Regions from separate parts of the Homo sapiens genome. Here region 2 is linked to region 1. Evidence: read pairs that join two places in POLR2A ChIA-PET (ENCODE). Cell type or tissue: IMR-90. All regions are shown on one strand. Each heading gives the region's core, and the rest is flanking DNA. Links, peaks and the distances in the headings are about the cores only.

Evidence for each region. ChIA-PET counts read pairs that join two places held together with the same protein. Peaks named below come from ENCODE experiments on the same cell type or tissue, not always from the same donor. Only the 100,000 strongest peaks of a DNase experiment are listed, where the experiment ranks them.
Region 2: POLR2A ChIA-PET joins it to region 1 with 14 read pairs; 3 of 35 experiments call an interaction of 5 or more read pairs at or near these places.

What each region holds. Positions count from the first base shown.
Region 1 is chr12:93,130,792-93,139,327 of GRCh38, reverse strand. The region is part of intron 3 of LOC643339 (a long non-coding RNA gene); the gene reads left to right. Among named protein-coding and RNA genes, the nearest start is that of LINC02412, 39 kb to the left of the region's middle. RefSeq lists an enhancer at 3,868-3,937. In IMR-90, for the core only: no CTCF peak of the experiment used is centred there; no DNase peak of the experiment used is centred there; H3K27ac peaks cover 394 bases.
Region 2 is chr12:93,279,033-93,287,568 of GRCh38, reverse strand. All of the region lies in intron 2 of LOC643339 (a long non-coding RNA gene), which reads left to right. Among named protein-coding and RNA genes, the nearest start is that of NUDT4, 95 kb to the left of the region's middle. In IMR-90, for the core only: no CTCF peak of the experiment used is centred there; no DNase peak of the experiment used is centred there.

The sequences.
Region 1 (8,536 bases), core at 2,411-6,410:
AACTCCAGCTGGTACCTCCACTTGCAGCTCCTTGTCCAGAACTGTGTTGCATGACCACATCTAGCTGCAAGGAAGTTGGGTAATCCAAGAGCATTTAAGTGAGCCCCTTGTTAGTAAGAAAGAAAGGAGAACTAGCTATTGGTTCCATAACCAGTCATGCCTAGCTTAAGTAGTTAATGTTTGTTCAAAATTTACAGACAAAGAAAGTGAAATTGGAGAAGTTAAGTATTTACCAAAGGCTATCTAGCTAGGGAGTGATGGAGCCCAGATCCGAATCCAGGTATGTCTGACTCCAAAGCTACATTCCTAAATGCTGTTTAGAATTTGTTCCTGATGGTTGGTGGTGTTTGGGCTGTACAACGGAGGACTTAAGGGGGCTCTCTTATGGGACAGGAGGGAGAATTGACTTTTCAGCTTCTTGAGAATAGTGCTAAGATCATTGTATAAAAGATATGGAAGGCAGATTTTGGTACAAGGTAAGGAAGTGATTATTCACAATTAGTAATTAACTGGTCTATGGGCTGTGTAGCTAACTCTATGACCAGGAGCATTTACATAGCTCAGAGGAGATTCCTTAACTGACTGGGAGTTTGGGCCTATTGTAAGTTCAAGATTCTAGGTCCATGAAACAAAAGTGGCTGAGATAGAATCATCATGATGAAAAGAGGGCTTTTGGTTTCTGCATAGGTGCTTCCTGATTTGTCAGTTAGAGTGACCATATAATTAATTTATGGTCCAAACTGGGGCATTTTTTTAGAGTAAAAAAAAGATTTATTAGTAATTATGCTGGGACAACAGGCAAACACCAGAATCATCATGGACCGAGTGGAAGCCACAGCTACCCCAGCCATGGGCTCCTGATGGATAATGGAATGGGGAGACCTGGGCTTCATAGGAACTGACAGCTGGGTAAACATCCAGAAAAGACAGACACCCCCAAGGCAGACCTTCCCAGTTCCATAGGCTAAACCTCCCAAGAGGCCCTGTCTGTGATGGGCTTCGGTGACAGACGTTAAAATCTGATGGGCAGGGACAATGAGTGACTACTGAAAACGTATGTCTGACACAGCCCCTCAGGCCCTGAGTCTCCCTTAGTGTGACTCATTTTCAGAGACACTGAGCTTAGGTAACGCCATGTGTCTTACTGAGTCATGAACCCAGCCCATTCTAGGCTGGGAAGGCAACTGGATTTTACATCCCCTGATATCCTTCTCAGCTTTTAAAAACTGCTCTTCTGATTTGCTCCATGACCTTGGGCAAGTCACAACCACTCTGTGGTTTGGCTTCTCCTTTAGTGGAAATAAAATGGAAATAATAGTTATGCAAGAGGAAAAAATTGATTCAAGAGCTTCCAATGAAAGTTGCCGCATACAGCCAAGTGATATTATTATTTTCATGACAGTTATTAGCAGAGCTGCTTCTTGTCCCATCCCCTCTCATTAGGCCACAGGGCATGGAATAAACACAGGTTTGGCCAGTGACTGGTATTTGATGATGTTGGCACCAGAGATGAAGGGGAGGAATTTCTCTCTGGCTTGTGTTTCACTATTAACCTCCTTTTGCCTGGATCTCAATGCCTGCTAGTATGGAAACTGGAAATCTGTGAGAATCTCAGCTATTTGTCTCATAGCAGAGGCAGCCTATTCAGAAAACCATTTAATAATGATGCCATTACAATATTGTCTTTTTTCTTTCCTTAATTCCTTTATTCAATAAATATTGATTGGGCATGTCTGTGTGCCAGGTTCTGTTTCCCAAGGATAGAGCAAGAGGCATAATGACAGCATTAAGCTTTTCAATGTTTGTTGAATCAAGGAATTTATAAGATGTGAAGTTTGGAGAGCTGATCTCCTGCTGCAAACTTGCATCTCTCTCGTCTATCCTGATCCCTGAGAGATATTTCTAAAAGCAAAATTGCTCTTGTTACCCATTTCCTAAAGGAGCAAAACTGAATTTCTTTTTTTTCTGTATTATTATACTTTAAGTTCTAGGGTACACGTGCACAACATGCAGGTTTGTTACATATGCATATATGTGCCATGTTGGTGTGCTGCACCCATTAACTCGTCATTTACATTAGGTATATCTCCTAATGCTATCCCTCCCCACTTCCCCCACCCCAGAACAGGCCCCGGTGTGTGATGTCCCCCTTCCTGTGTCGAAGTGTTCTCATTGTTCATTTCCCACCTATGAGTGAGAACATGCGATGGCAAAACTGAATTTCTTAATATGGCACAGAAGAACCTTCAGGGTTGGCCTCTGATCACCGTTTTGTCTCTTCTCTCACTGAGCCCCTTTTTGGACTACAAGTTTCAGCTATTACGACTTCCCTACAGGTTCCTGAATATTCAGCTCTTTCATATCTCTAGGCCAGAGGGCGGCAGACATTTACTTGTAAACGGCCAGATAGTTAATATTTTTGGTTTCCTGGGTCATGTGGTCTCTGTTGCAACTACTCAATGCTGCTATTGTAGTGTGAAAGCAGCCATGGAAAAAATATAAATGCATGAGCATGGCTCTGCCCAAATAAAACTTTATTTACAAAAACAGGCAGCAGATGGGATTTGGTCCACAGGCTGTAGTTTGTTGATCTCTGCTTTAGGCTTTTGCTCATTCTGTGGTCTTTTACTTGTCTACGTTAAACTCCTTTCATCTGACCAACGCCCATTCAATTGTCACCTCAAGTCTGAGATCTTGCCACACTACCCTGGGTAGAACTGGTCACGCATACCACTGTGTTCTGTACACACCACCCTGACAAGTAACAGAAAATTAAAGCTGTGTTTTCTCCCATAACCATATTATAAGCTTTATTTATTCATTCATTCACACATGCATATATTCACAGATCCATTCATTTAACAACATTTAACAACCACCCACTATGGGGCAGAGCTGATGACTTTTTAGTCTTTGCACAACACCCAGTGAAAGTATAACACATAAAACTTGCTTAATACATGCTTGTGAAGAAAAGGAGATAGAACTCAATAAAAAAAAGTCCACTGCCAAAGATACATCTGCATCTTTGTTGTAAGTGCTCAGAGGTGGGAAGTTGTCTTTATTGATTATGAAGCCTCTCCACTGTGTGGAGGGGTTTGGTCAGTTAATTGTATTTGGAACTTTTCTTTTAAGGTTTCTGTCATCCGGCCTGGAATAGTTTGGTGGCTCCCACCTGTTGTCCATTCTTATCCCTTTTCCTAGAACTCAGGGTCCTGTTTTCTGGTGACATCTTATGGCAGTACTAAGAGTAGTAGCACCAACTTCTAAACTCCCATCGGGGCAGGTAACTGACTTACGTGAGTTTGAGGTTTACCAATATAGTGCAGTGTGTTTCTTGTTTTTACTGTTATTTTTAAGTAGGAGATCTGTTTTTTCCATTGCTCCCTGAGAAAATAGGGCTATCTGAGCTAAAGAGCTTAACCAGCTCGCAGCATGGGGATAGTGAAATAGCTTCCTTGCAGACTCTGAATCTTTTGTTTGTTTGTTTTTAATGTCCAGTCTCTGGCTCTTTTAGAGCAATTTAAAGGTAAATGTAAATATGAAGCTTCTTGATTACTCATATTACAGAAATGATTTCATGGTTTTATGAGCCAAAAAATATTTTAAGTAGGGCTTAAATCATTTTCTTAAATTTACAACCCATTCTAAATGTAAACAGAATTATATTTAATTGGTTGTCACCAATGGAACCAAAATGACTTCATTTGGTTTCAACCTGGTCAGATATAGATTTTCAATGGTTACCAGGAAGGAAATGTGTTTATAATCAGAGGCAGAGAAAAGGAAATGGTTATAGCTGGTTACAAAACAAGCATAAAACCTCCACACTGTTTCTCATGTTACAAGAGCAAATAGGAAAGAAGCCACAAATGGGGATGGTAGCACAGAGTGTGTGTTGGGTAAACACTAGAGAAACGGGAGAATGTTCTGGGTCTCTGCTTTTTTCATTATAGAAAGGCAGCAAGGGAAGCCGCTGAACAGAGTACAAGGCTGTCTGCTTACTAACTCACCCTCACAGGTAATAGAAAATCAAATTCAAGTTCCATTGTGCCCAGGGGCTCTTCACTGATACATCAGTAATGTGCCTGCCCTGACACTTTAAGACTGGTTACTCTTATGAGGAAACTAAGGCAAGAAGAAACTAAGGCAGAGGAGGTGGGGAGTGGAGCAGGGTCACAAACTGACCTTTGGTTACAAAAGAAAAACAAGACAGTGTTACTAACTGACCAGGGCCATGAAAGGTAGTAAACACAGCCAGGGCAAAGTAGAGAGCGTGCAAGCTAACCCCATTGCGACAAATACTCACACAATTTGGTGATACGAAATTTCTAGCAAGTTCCTCATTGAGTAAGCTGTTGTCACAAGTATATTTTGAATGGGTTCATAACAATGTGTATGTGCTTTAGGTGGGCAAGACAGGGGCAAATGAGTTTCATGAATAAATGTGCTACTTGCTTGCCTGAGGTATTAAACTTTAAAATAAAATGCTATCTTCACTCTGTTTCTGGCACGAACAAATACTTTACTTTTGGCAGTTCTCATCAAAAGTTAAGTGTCACCATTTGGCAATGTCTATCAGAATGAAAACTCACATATCCTCTGATTCTGTAATTCCACTTTAAGGAATTGATTCTGTAGTCCTAGTCATACATATGTGCAAAAGTATGTTTGTGGAAGTAAAAAACTGAAAACCACCATTATGTCTATTCAGAAGAGGCTGGGTAAATTATGGGACACTCATATTATGAAATATAGTGCAGCTGTACAGATTTGCAGCAAACTTCACAATATCTGTTAAGTTTCACTGAAGAATGTTAGAGTATATGTAAGGAAGGGGAGGGGAATACACACACACAATACACACACACACACACACACACACACACGCGCACACACACACACACACACACACACTAGGGCAGGGGGCCCCAATCCCCAGGCAGCAGACTGGTACTGGTCCATGGCCTATTAAGAACCAGGCCGTACAGCAGAAGGTAATAGGTAAGCGAATGAGCTCTGCCTCCTGTCAGATTAGCGGGCATTAGATTCTTATGGGAGTGTGAACCCTGTTGGGAACTGCCCATGTGAGGGGTCCAGGTTGTGCACTCCTTATGAGAATCTAATTAATGCCTGATGATCTGAGGTGGAACAGTTTCATCCCAAAACTGCCCTCCACCCATGCTGGTCCGTGGAAAAATGGTGTTCCACGAAACTGGTCCCTGGTGACAAAAACGTTGGTGACTGCTGCATTAGGGGACTTCAAAAAGTTTATGGAAAAAATTAAAAGATAAAAATAAAAATATAAAATTATTTCTCAACATAAGCTCCATCAAGTTCAAGACACTTTTGTAAGCAGTGATGGCCATTTAGTGCATCCCTAAAGAACTGAGGGTCCTGGGAATTTAACCATATCAATGTAATCTTTTTTACCTTATTAACTGAAGAAAAATGGGTATTCTTTAAATATTTCTTAAGATTAGAAAACAAAAAGTCAGAAGGAGTCAAATCAGGATTGTACGTTGGATGTCTAAGGATTTCCCACTGAAACTCACAAAATCGTCCTCGTTTGATGAGACGAATGAACAGGAGTATTGTCACGGTGGAGAAGGACTCTCCGGTGAAGCTTTCCTTGGATTTTTTCTGCTAAAGTTTTGGCTTTCTCAAAACACCCTCATAAGAAGCAGATGTTATCATTCTTTGGCCTTCCAGAAAGTCAACAGCAAAATGCTTTGAGAATCTTCAAAAATTGTTACCATGACCTTTGCTCTTGACCAGTCTGCTTTTTCTTTGACTGAACCCTTTCCACCTCCTGGTAGCCATTGCTCTGATTGGGCTTCATCTTCAGGATCATACTGGTAATGCCGTGTTTCATCTCCTATTACAATCCTTAAATGAAATGCTTCAGGATCTCGATCCCACTTCTTTAAAAATTCCATTGAAAGCTCTGCTCTTGTCTGCAGCTGATCTGAGTGCAGTGGTTTTGTTACCTATCCAGTGAAAAGTTTGTTCAACTTTAATTTGTCATTCAGAATTGTGTAAGCTGAACCAATTGAGATGTCTATGGTGTTGGCTATAATTAGACTTATGCTTATTATGTTTATAATTAGGTTTATGTTCCTAACTGTCAGTCCTCTTTAATTGGGGCACAAACAATATTATTATTATTATTATTTTGAGACAGGGTCTTGTTCTGTTGCCCAGGTTGGAGAGCAGTAGCACAATAGTGGTTCTCTGCAGGCTGACCTCTGAGGCTCAGGTGATCCTCCCACCTCAGCCTCCCAAGTAACTGGGACTACGGGCCTGTGCCACCACACTCGGCTAATTTTTAAATTTTTTGTAGAGATGGGGGTCTCACTATGTTGCCCAGGTTGGTTTCAAACTCCTGGGCTCAAGTGATCCTCGCACCTTGGCCTCCCAAAGTGTTGGGATTATACGCATGAGCCAACAATACTAACTTTTTCCTCCAAAATGTATGCGAATGGTCTGCTGCTGTGGGCTTCATCTTAAACATCGTCTCATCTCTTCTTAAAAGGAATTAGCCATGTGTAAACTGTTGATTTCTTTGGGGCAGTGTCCCCACACACTTTTTGTACAGTTTCAATGATTTCACTGTTCTTCCATGCAAACTTCACCCTAGATTTGAAGTTTGTTCTTGCTTCAATTTTAGCAGAATTCATGTTGCTCTGACAGAGGCGCTTTTCAAACTGAAGTCTTATCCTTCTTACTGCCTCAACTAGATTCTGTTCAGACATGTTATAACAGGTTAGTATGAGTTTATTTTGGTGCAAGAAAAATGAAAATCCATGCATAGTTTTTTCATAATATGCATTTTCCATAAACTTTTTAAAGACCTCTTTTGTGTGTATGCACTTATATATACACAGAGTATTTCTAGGAGGATACCCCAGAAATTTAACACTGGATGTTTCTATGAAAAAGATTGGGAGACTGGGTTCCAGAGGTCGATGGAAGTTTACTTTCCACTCCATATTGTTTTGCCCTGTTTGAAATTTTTATCAGCCAGGTGCATAAATCATTTTTCAAAAAGAATTTTAATGGAAATGTCATTCTTCCCAATTAATTAGGGTTTTGCTGGTGATGGTATCAGTGCCCAATGAAATCGACTGAAATATATGGTTTGAAAAAAAATGGGTGCCCTTTAAAGATGGACTAAGATTCATGGGCTGAAAGTGGTTTAAAACATTTTGAAAGAAGGCATCTTTCAGCTATGCGTATATTTGGGAAAAGTATTTCGGTAACTAATGAATAATAGAGAACATTGATTTGGGCTGCTATTTTTATGCTAACAATTTGGAGTCCCAGAGAACTGTGTAGAAAGCCCAGCGCTTCTCCCCAGCAAGTGGTGGCTAAAGCCCTTTTATGTTGAAGGGTCACCCTGACTTAAAGCCTAAGAAATCATTAATTGAAAGCTTTCAGCTTCTCTTGTATATTCCAACTTCATAGCTCTAAAAAAGTCACCAGTGCCACTTCTCTCTTTGCCTGTGGATGGCAGAAGAATGCATGGAAGGATAAACACTCGCTGATTTATTTACATTAAATAATACCCTGCTCATTCCCAGGAGCCAGCAAGGTTGGTGGCCTTTAGAAATCACTGACATGGACCGGGTGCGGTGGCTCACACCTGTAATCCCAGCACTTTGGGAGGCCCAGGCGGGTGGATCACGAGGTCAGGAGTTCGAGACCAGCCTGGTCAACATGGTGAAACCCTGTCTCTACTGAAACTACAAAAATTAGCTGGGCATGGTGGCAATGCTTGTAATCCCAGCTACTGAGGAGGCTGAGGCAGGAGAGTTGCTTGAACTCAGGAGGCATAGGTTGCAGTGAGCCAAGATTGTGCCATTGCGCTCCATCCTGGGTGACAGAGCAAGACTCCGTCCCAAAAATAAATAAATAAATTAATTAATTAAATAAAAATCAGTCACATGACAACAACCTAGCAACTTCCTTCTAAAGTTGGACTCATGTGCAGAAAAATGAAAGTACAGAAGAGTGGCCAACACACATTCTTTTTTGAGACCTGCGGCTGAATCAACATTTGGTGTTTTGGGGGAAAGTAAATGACAGCACCCCTTTCATTTAACGTTTTTATTAGCCAGTGTTATCTCTTGTAATGTGGAGTTTATTGTTAATTAACCCATCGTTTATCTATGGCTTCTTTCTTCTCAAACAGACTGTAAGCTCCTTCAGTGCTGGAGCAGTGTCATTCATCCATTTGTTCATTTACGGATCAAATATTTAATGCATAACTACCACATGCATGATGCTTTGCTAAGCCCTTGGGGAGGCAAAGATGAAGACATATTCCTTGCTTTCAAGGTATTCAGTCTTTTAGTCTCTTCTAGTCTCATGGTCTAATAGATAGCCTTATTCAGATTTGTGTCTCCCAAGGTTATGGACAGAGAGGGCTCAAGCAGATGCTTAGTAAATGCTGGTTGGTTGTGAAATTCTCAGACCGTGAACCCACAATGGGGTCATGATACTGTGGGTGTGTATTCAATTTTTGCTGATGAAT
Region 2 (8,536 bases), core at 2,245-6,244, 150 kb before region 1:
TGTGCTCCAGACCTTTATAAAGGCTTTGATTATTTATTTTTAAATATCACAAAAAAACTGTTATCACAGATTCATGATAAAAGAATGGAAAATCTACAATTAGCAATTTGAATATTTCATACACACACACACACACACACAAGTGTGCGTTGTAAGAGTATTTACTGGGGAGAGGAAAGGGTGTGTGCTTAGGATCTGGGTTTGAGTCTTCATGACATCACTCCTTAGTTATGTTATCTTGGGGAAGTTCCTTGATCTTTCTGAACCTTGATTCTCATGTGTTAAATATTCCTACCCCAATTTTTTTTTTTTTCTTAAGGCAAGGTCTTGCTCTGTCACCTAGGCTGGGGTACAATGGTGCCATCACGGCTCATTGCAGCCTCAAACTCCTGGGTACGAGCAATCCTCCTGCCTCAGCCTTGTGAGTAGCTGGGACTACAGGTGCACACCACCATGCCCGGCAATTTTTTTATTTTTATTTTTAAAATTTTTGTAGAGATGGGGTCTTGCTCTGTTCATAAGGCTGGCCTTGAATTCCTGGTCTCAGGTGATCCTCCTGCCTTACAGGCATGAGCCACCATGCCTGGCCGTACTGCATTTTTTTTTTTTTTTTTTTTTTTTGAGACGGAGTCTCACTTTGTCTCCCAGGCTGGAGTGCAGTGGCGCGATCTCTGCTCACTGCAAGCTCCGCCTCCCGGGTTCACGCCATTCTCCTGCCTCAGCCTCCGGAGTAGCTGGGACTACAGGCGCCCGCCACCACACCCGGCTAATTTTTTGTATTTTTAGTAGAGACAGGGTTTCACCACGTTAGCCAGGATGGTCTCCATCTCCTGACCTCGTGATCCGTCTGCCTCGGCCTCCCAAAGTACTGGGATGACAAGTGTGAGCCAAAGCGCCCGGCCCGTACTGCATATTTTTAAAAAGTAGAATTTAGATTAACTAATGAATATAAAAAGCCAGAAGAGTGCCATGTTCGTGCATAAATTATGTATTGTATAAATTATATATTGAAACAGTGTTTGATTGTTTTGTGGTCTGTTTGTAGAATGAATGAAAGAAGGAGCGTCTTGTGTTAAGAGGTTGGTAGCTCTGACTAGAATCATAGACAACCTGTTTAAAGCCTTAGATTTCTGCCAACTAGTCCTAAAAATGAAAGCACAATGAATAAGAGATAGATCATGTGTTGATCTTTCTGGTCAATGTGGAAACACAAGTTTTAAAAATGAGATATATTTTACATACAGGAAAATGCACCAATTTTAAGTGAATTTGTCAACGAATTTGGACAAATGATTACACTCATGTGATTGTCACCCAAGTCAAGATATGTATAGAACATTTCCCTCACCTTGACAGTTCCTTCGTGTCCCTTGGTGGTCAATACCTGCCTTTTGCAGAGGCAACCATTGTTCTGATTTCTGTCACTAGTTATGCCTGTTGCTAAACTTTATACACATGGGATAATATAGAATATACTCTTTTGTTTCTGGGTTCTTTCAACCAAGCTGATGATTTTGAGATGTATCCATAATGTTCTGCGTATCAGTAGTTTGTTCCTTTTTATTGCTGAGTGTTTGTTATCTCATCGTATGAACATATCACACTTTTTAATCCACTCTCTCGTTGCTGGACACTTGGATCTATTACGAATAGATCTGCTATAAACACTCTTGTCCAAGTCTTTTCTTTGACTTAATTTCATTTTTCTAACTACACACCACTTTGCTCTGGCTGCTCCACATCTTCACCAACACTTGATATTGTTAGTTTTTTTTTGAGACGGAGTCTCTCTTTGTCCCCCAGGCTGGAGTGCAGTGGTGCGATCTTGGCTCACTGCAGCCTCCGCCCCCCAGGTTCAAGGGATTCTCCTGGTTCAGCCTCCTGAGTAGCTGGGATTACAGGTGTGTGCCACCATGCCTGGCTAATTTTTGTATTCTTATATTTATTTATTTATTTATTTATTTATTTATTTATTTATTTTTTGAGACGGAGTCTTGCTCTGTCGCCCAGGCTGGAGTGCAATGGCACAATCTTGGCTCACTGCAACCTCCTGGGTTTAAGTGCCTCAGCCTCCTGAGTAGCTGGGATTATAGGCATGTGCCACCATGCCCGGCTACTTTTTGTATTTTTAGTATGCACAGGGTTTTACCATGTTGGCCAGGCTGGTCTCGAACTCCTGACCCCAGGTGATTTGCCCGCCGCCTCGGCCTCCCAAGGTGCTGGGATTATAGGCGTAAGCCACCACGCCTGGCTGATATTGTTAGTTTTTAAAATTTTAGTTACTCTGGAAACAAAAATCTTTACCACCTGATTAAGCCCAAGTGATTTGCAGCAGTTATTCTTTACTATCTTTTTTTTTTTTTTTTTTTTTTAAGACGGAGTTTCGCTCTTTCCACCCAGGCTGGAGTGCAATGGCACGATCTTGGCTCACTGCAACCTCCACCTCCCGGGTTCAAGCAATTCTCCTGCCTCAGCCTCCTGAGTAGCTGGGATTACAGGCATACACCACCATGCCCGAATAATTTTTGTATTTTTTTTAGTAGAGACGGGGTTTCACCATGCTGGCTAGGCTGGTCTTGTACTCCTGACCTCAGGTAATCTACCTGCCTCAGCCTCCCAAAGTTCTGGGATTACAGGCGTGAGCCACCGCACCTGGCCTTCTTTAATATCTTGATTATTGTTAACTTTACAGTAAGACTTGAAATCAGAGCCAGGTGTGGTTGTGTGTGCCTGTAGTCCTAGCTACACAGGAGGCTGAGGCAGGAAGATCGCCTGAGCTCAGGAGCCCAGGTGCAGTGAGCTACGATCATGCCACTCACTCCAGCCTGGGCGATAGAACGAGATCCTGTCTCTAAAAAAAATTAAAAAGAAAAAAAAGGCCGGGCGCAGTGGCTCATGCTTGTAATCCCAGCACTTTGGCAGGCCGAGGCGGGCAGATCAAGAGGTCAGGAGATCGAGACCATCCTGGCTAACACGGTGAAACCCCGTCTGTACTAAAAACACACAAAAAATTAGCCGGGCGTGGTGGCGGGCGCCTGTAGTCCCAGCTACTCAGGAGGCTGAGGCAGGAGAATGGCGTGAACCCGGGAGCGGCGGAGCTTGCAGTGAGCCTAGATGGCGCCACTGCACTCCAGCCTGAGCGACAGAGCAAGACTCCGTCTCAAAAAAAAAAAAAAAAAAAAAACAAACAAAACCTTGAAATCAGGTAGTGTGAGGCAGCTAACATTCTTTTCCAAAATTGTTTTGGCTATCCTACTTCCTTTGCTTTTTCTTATATACTTTAGAATCAGCTTGTCAATTTCTGCAAAAATGTCTGGTGGAATTTTGAGTGTGATTGCATTGAATCTATAGATCAATTTAGGGAGAACTGATATTTTAACATATTGTGACTTCCAATCCATGAACACAGTGTATCCCTCCATTTGTTTAGATATTTTTTCCCCTACCATGCAAGAAATGTCAACTGCAGTTGAGCAGAAAAATACCCTGCTTGAAGTCTGCAAAGTCGAAATGATCTCTGATTCTGCAAAGTTTAGGACAAAATCCAATGATTCAACTTAATTTAATTTCTTTAAGGTCAACTTAATTTCTTCAGGTATTTATCATCAGTATATTTAAACACTCATTTGTAGAAAGGTCCTGATGGTGTGACACTTCCTAGGGTCTTAAAATGACCTTTTTCTATATCTTATCTTAAGAATTGAGGCCTGGAAAGGTTGTTTGTCTTATTTGTTTATAAATGATTCCACCAGTTACTAATGAGACAATCCTTGGAAACACATATTTGTTTCCACAAGAAACTTGACCTTTCAGTTTAAAAATACCATCTTAACTTCATCAAATTATAGCTGTGTACTAACTTGTTTTTATTTTATTGTAATCTGTAAAATTTACACTTATTGCCTAAACATTGATTTTCAGTCTAAGAGGGTCATTAGTCACAAATGTAAGATGTATTCTCAGTCTTCTTAAACACAATTCTAGTATGTTCTAGTTATTCAAAAAACCTTAAATAAAATAGAAACAAGAACAGTTGCCACAAAAAAGCAGCTTTTACCACTAAAAGTTGTCTTTTTGGATAAAAAAAGGATTGGCAGATTTTTGATAATTGGAGAAATGGAATTGTGGTTTGAATTGTTTCTTTTTCTGCTTTTATAGAAGAAACTGAAAATTTCCATAAAAGTTTATGTATCTGTGTTTTTTTTTTTTTTTTTTTTTGAGACAGAGTCTCACTCTGTTGCCCAGGCTGGAGTGCTATGGTATGATCTCAGCTCACTGCAACCTCCGCCTCCTGGGTTCAAGCGATTCTCCTGCCTCAGCCTCTCGAGTAGCTGAGATTACAGGCACGCACCACCACGTCCAGCTAATTTTTGTATTTTCAGTAGATACAGTGTTTCTTCATGTTGGCCAGGCTGGTTCGAACTCTTGACCTCAGGTGATCCACCCACCTCAGCCTCCCAAAATGTTGGGATTACAGGTGTGAGCCACCGCGCCTGGCCATATCTGTGTGTTTTTAAGGAACTTTCTAGTTAAGAGCTTTCTTCCTTCTATGAATTCAACTTTAGGAGGAGATACTTTTAATTGAAGTTTCAAAGACATATTTTTCTTATTTTTGAGATGGAGTCTCGCTCTGCTGCCCAGGCTGGAGTGCAATGGTTCAATCTCGGCCCACTGCAACCTCTGCCTTCCAGGTTCAAGTGATTCTTCCACCTTAGCCTGCCAAGTAGCTGAGACTACAGGTGCCCGCCACCACACCCAGCTAATTTTTGTATTTTTAGTAGAGATGGGGTTTTGCCATGTTCACCAGGCCGGTCTCAAACTCCTGACCTCAAGTGATCCGCCTGTCTCAGACTCCTAAAGTGCTGAGATTACAGGTGGGAGCCACCACACCTGGCCTCAAGGACATCTTTTTCTTTTCTTTACTTTTTTGAGATGGAATCTCGCTCTTTTGCCCAGGTTGGACTGCAATGGCATGATCTCAGCTCACTGCAACCTCCACCTCCCTGGTTCAAGCGATTCTCCTGCCTCAGCCTCCCAAGTGGCTGTGATTACAGGCGTGTGCCACCACACACGGCTAATTTTGTATTTTTAGTAGAGATGGGGTTTTGCCATGTTGGTGAGGCTGATCTCAAACTCCTGACCTCAGGTGATCCGCCTGTCTCGCCCTTCCAAAGTGCTGGGATTACAGGAATGAGCCACCACGCCCGGCCTCAAGGACATATTTTTCTTAATCTGAGTCTAGTACAATTAAGTATAAAGTATAAGAACTTTAAAAAATCTTTTTAAATTCAGAGTAGCAGTTTGCAAACTATTTCTGTAAAGGGCCAGATAATAAACATATTGGGCTTTGGGAGCCACATGGTCTCTGTTATGACTACTCATGGTAGAGACCATACACCAAAGCCAGCCTCAGAGGACACATAAACGAGTAGGTATGGTTCTGCTCCAATGAAACTTTTTGACTAACACAGACAAGGGGTCAGAGTTGACTTCTCTGATTTATAGGGTTTTGGGGGAATGAGCTATTATAAAGACTTTGGTAAAAGAAAACCATTCACCATTTACAGGAGGGCTCTCTCATGTCTTTTCTGGAAGCCTCAAAGTTAAACTCATCTTGAACCCAGGGTTAGTTGTCCATGTAGCTCCAGCTGTGCCACAAATTATCTGAGTGAGTTGGGAGAATTTGCTTGATACTTTATGCTTCTATTTCTTAATTTGTTTGTTCTTTTTCTTTAACTTTCTTTTAAATATTAAAAAACAATTTCTTATTTCTTATTGGGCAGCCTCTTGAGCCAGAGTAGGCTCAGAGACTCCCAATTTCTTAATTTACAACAGGAGGATGATGATAGATTTGCCTCAAATGGCTGTTGTGAGGATTAAATGGGTCAACGTGAATAAAGCACTTAGAATGCTGCCTGCCATGTAAGTTTTATGGAAGTGTTAGCTGATATTATTAGTAATCCATAATGAAAATAGAAATTAATCAGACTTTAATTTCAAACATCTTTTATAAATTGAACAAAGGTTGGTGCTATCTTTGGGAGGCTGAGGCAAGCAGATCACTTGAGGTCAGGAGTTGGAGACCAGCCTGGCCAACATGGTGAAACCCCATCTCTAGTTAAAAAAATACAAAAATTAGCAGGGCCTGGTGGTAGGCAGCTGCAATCCCAGCTACTTGGGAGGCTGACACAGGAGAATTTCTTGAGCCCAGGAGGTGGAGGCTACAGTGAGCTGAGATCGCACCACTGCACTCCAACCTGGGTGACAGAGTGAGACTCTGTCTCAAAAAAAAAAAAAAAAAACCCCCAAAAAACCCCCAAAATAGGTTGGTGTTATGATTTGAATGTTTATGTTCTCCCAAATTCATATGTTAAAACCTAATCACCAATGTGAAGTATAAGAAGGTGGGGTTTGGGGAGGTGATTAGGTTTTGAGGACAGAGCCGTAGCGAATGGGATTAGCGCCCTTATGAAAGAGGCCCCAGAAAGCTCCCTCACCCCTTCTTCCCTGTAGGGTTATAGCAAAAAGGAAGCAGTTTATGAACTAGGAAGCAGGCCCTCACTAGACACCAAATCTGCCAGTACCTTGATCTTGGACTTGACAGCCTCAAGAACTGGGGGAAATAAATTTCTGTTGTTTATTAACCACTCCTCTTATGGAATTTTATTATAGAAGTTCAAATAGACTAAGACAGTTGGAAAAATCATTTTTAGAATTAATATGTGGGAATGTAAAAGTAAATTGATCCAGCAACTCAGGCCATGCTTCTCTGTGGCAGCAATTGACTGATTAACAACTGCCTGCATCCATAGAGCATTTGTGTTCCAGCTCCTACACCCCCACCTAGCACAGTTTCTCGTTTATCTAATCTGCCTGACTTCTGTAGGCATTTGGGTTTCTGACCCTCAATCTAGAGAGACATACATTAAATCTCATTGGTATTTAATAGGCCAGGCTGGATTAGGAACCATAGTGGACCTAGCGTGGAGAAGAATATGATGTCTTCCAATCCCTACCTTCACCTGGCTTCTGTGTATTAAAACTAAAAACAATATTAAACTATACAAAAGTTCAGGCCAGTCCAACATAGTTCAGATTTTTTTCCCTCAATGTGATTTTCTGAGTGTTTTTTGGGAAGTAGGGAATTCTTTCTGTAGTCATTTTTTGGGTGCTGCTTTGTTGATATCTAACTATGGACTCAGTCTGTCTCTGGGGGCATCCTGGACACTTCCCTCCCTCCAACTTGCAGCATTTCTTTTCGCCTGGATTTCCTTGTACTCTTGCTCTGCATCCTGTCTGGAGTGTAATCTGAGCCCCAGCCTGTGTGACTGCAGCTGGGATACTCTGTTGCTTTCAACTCCCTCTCTTCCCAGGTCATAGGACCTGTTCTCCCTACCCATCTGCAGGACTAGATGCCAGACTTACGGCTGCAAAAATAATTACAAGTCCCTTGGGCAGTTGGGGCCAGGGCTCTGATATATTAGCACAAGAGCTGAGCTAGATGGTTGTGCAGGTGAAAGCCTGCAGTGACTGATTATGAGAGTGTCCCAAGAAGGCTTTGAATTTGATCATGCCCAAGGCTAGAGTCTTTGCACCTGTTAGGGATGATTCCCATTCTCCAGATAAGGACACTGATGATCTCTCAGTAAGTGGTAGAGTCTGCCTTTGAACCCAGGTCTGTGTGGTTGGTTTTGATGCTTTGTTGGGGGATGGAACATGGGCAATCACTCTTGCCTGTGAAGACAGAATAGATCACAGAGAAGACTGCATACTTGCTCAGCAGACTGTCCTTGCTAGCTTTGTCAGAACAATGGTATTAGTAACATGAGTCCTTTGGACTGTGATCAGGAAGAAGACATTTAAGGGTAACAGGTAAGACCTCTGAGTTCTTCTTTATTGCTCTTTCCTCTGACTTCTACTTGAGAAGTGTCCTCAGATTAGATTTCCTTTTCATTTTGTTTTCAACCTAGATTCTTGCAGAGAGAAGCAAACATAAGCAATCCTCTTGTTCTTGTTTCAACATGAAATGACAGTCATCAAACTGTAGGCTCTAGAGGAGCAGATTCCAAATCTGAAAGTTGTTAGCATGTTAGTCTGTTTGGGTAACTTAATTTACCTGGAGGAATCCTCCTGAAGTTTTCTTGAGCTGATTTTCCCATCATGATGAACACAGGGCCTTAAATGAAGACTTTTTGAGCAGAGGAGGAAAAACAAGAAAGGCATACAAGTGTGTGTGGGTGGCCCTATCCTAGGCTCACATTGTAGAACCTCCTGTGCATGGGGTTGTCCTTTACCTCTGTGCATTCTCTATGGAATGTAAGCTTCTCAAAGTCAGGGACTGCTGTCAGGGACTACTGTCTTCTTAATCTTTGCATCCTCCTCGCCTAGCACAGTGCCTGGCATACAGCAGGTGGCCAGGGATATTATGGACAAATGAATGCATGCATGGAAGGTAAAGAAGCATAGAGGGATGAGAAGCAGAAGGAAAGGTCTATGGCCAGAAGCATTTTGGGGGCATCTAGGGAGGCAGTGCTAG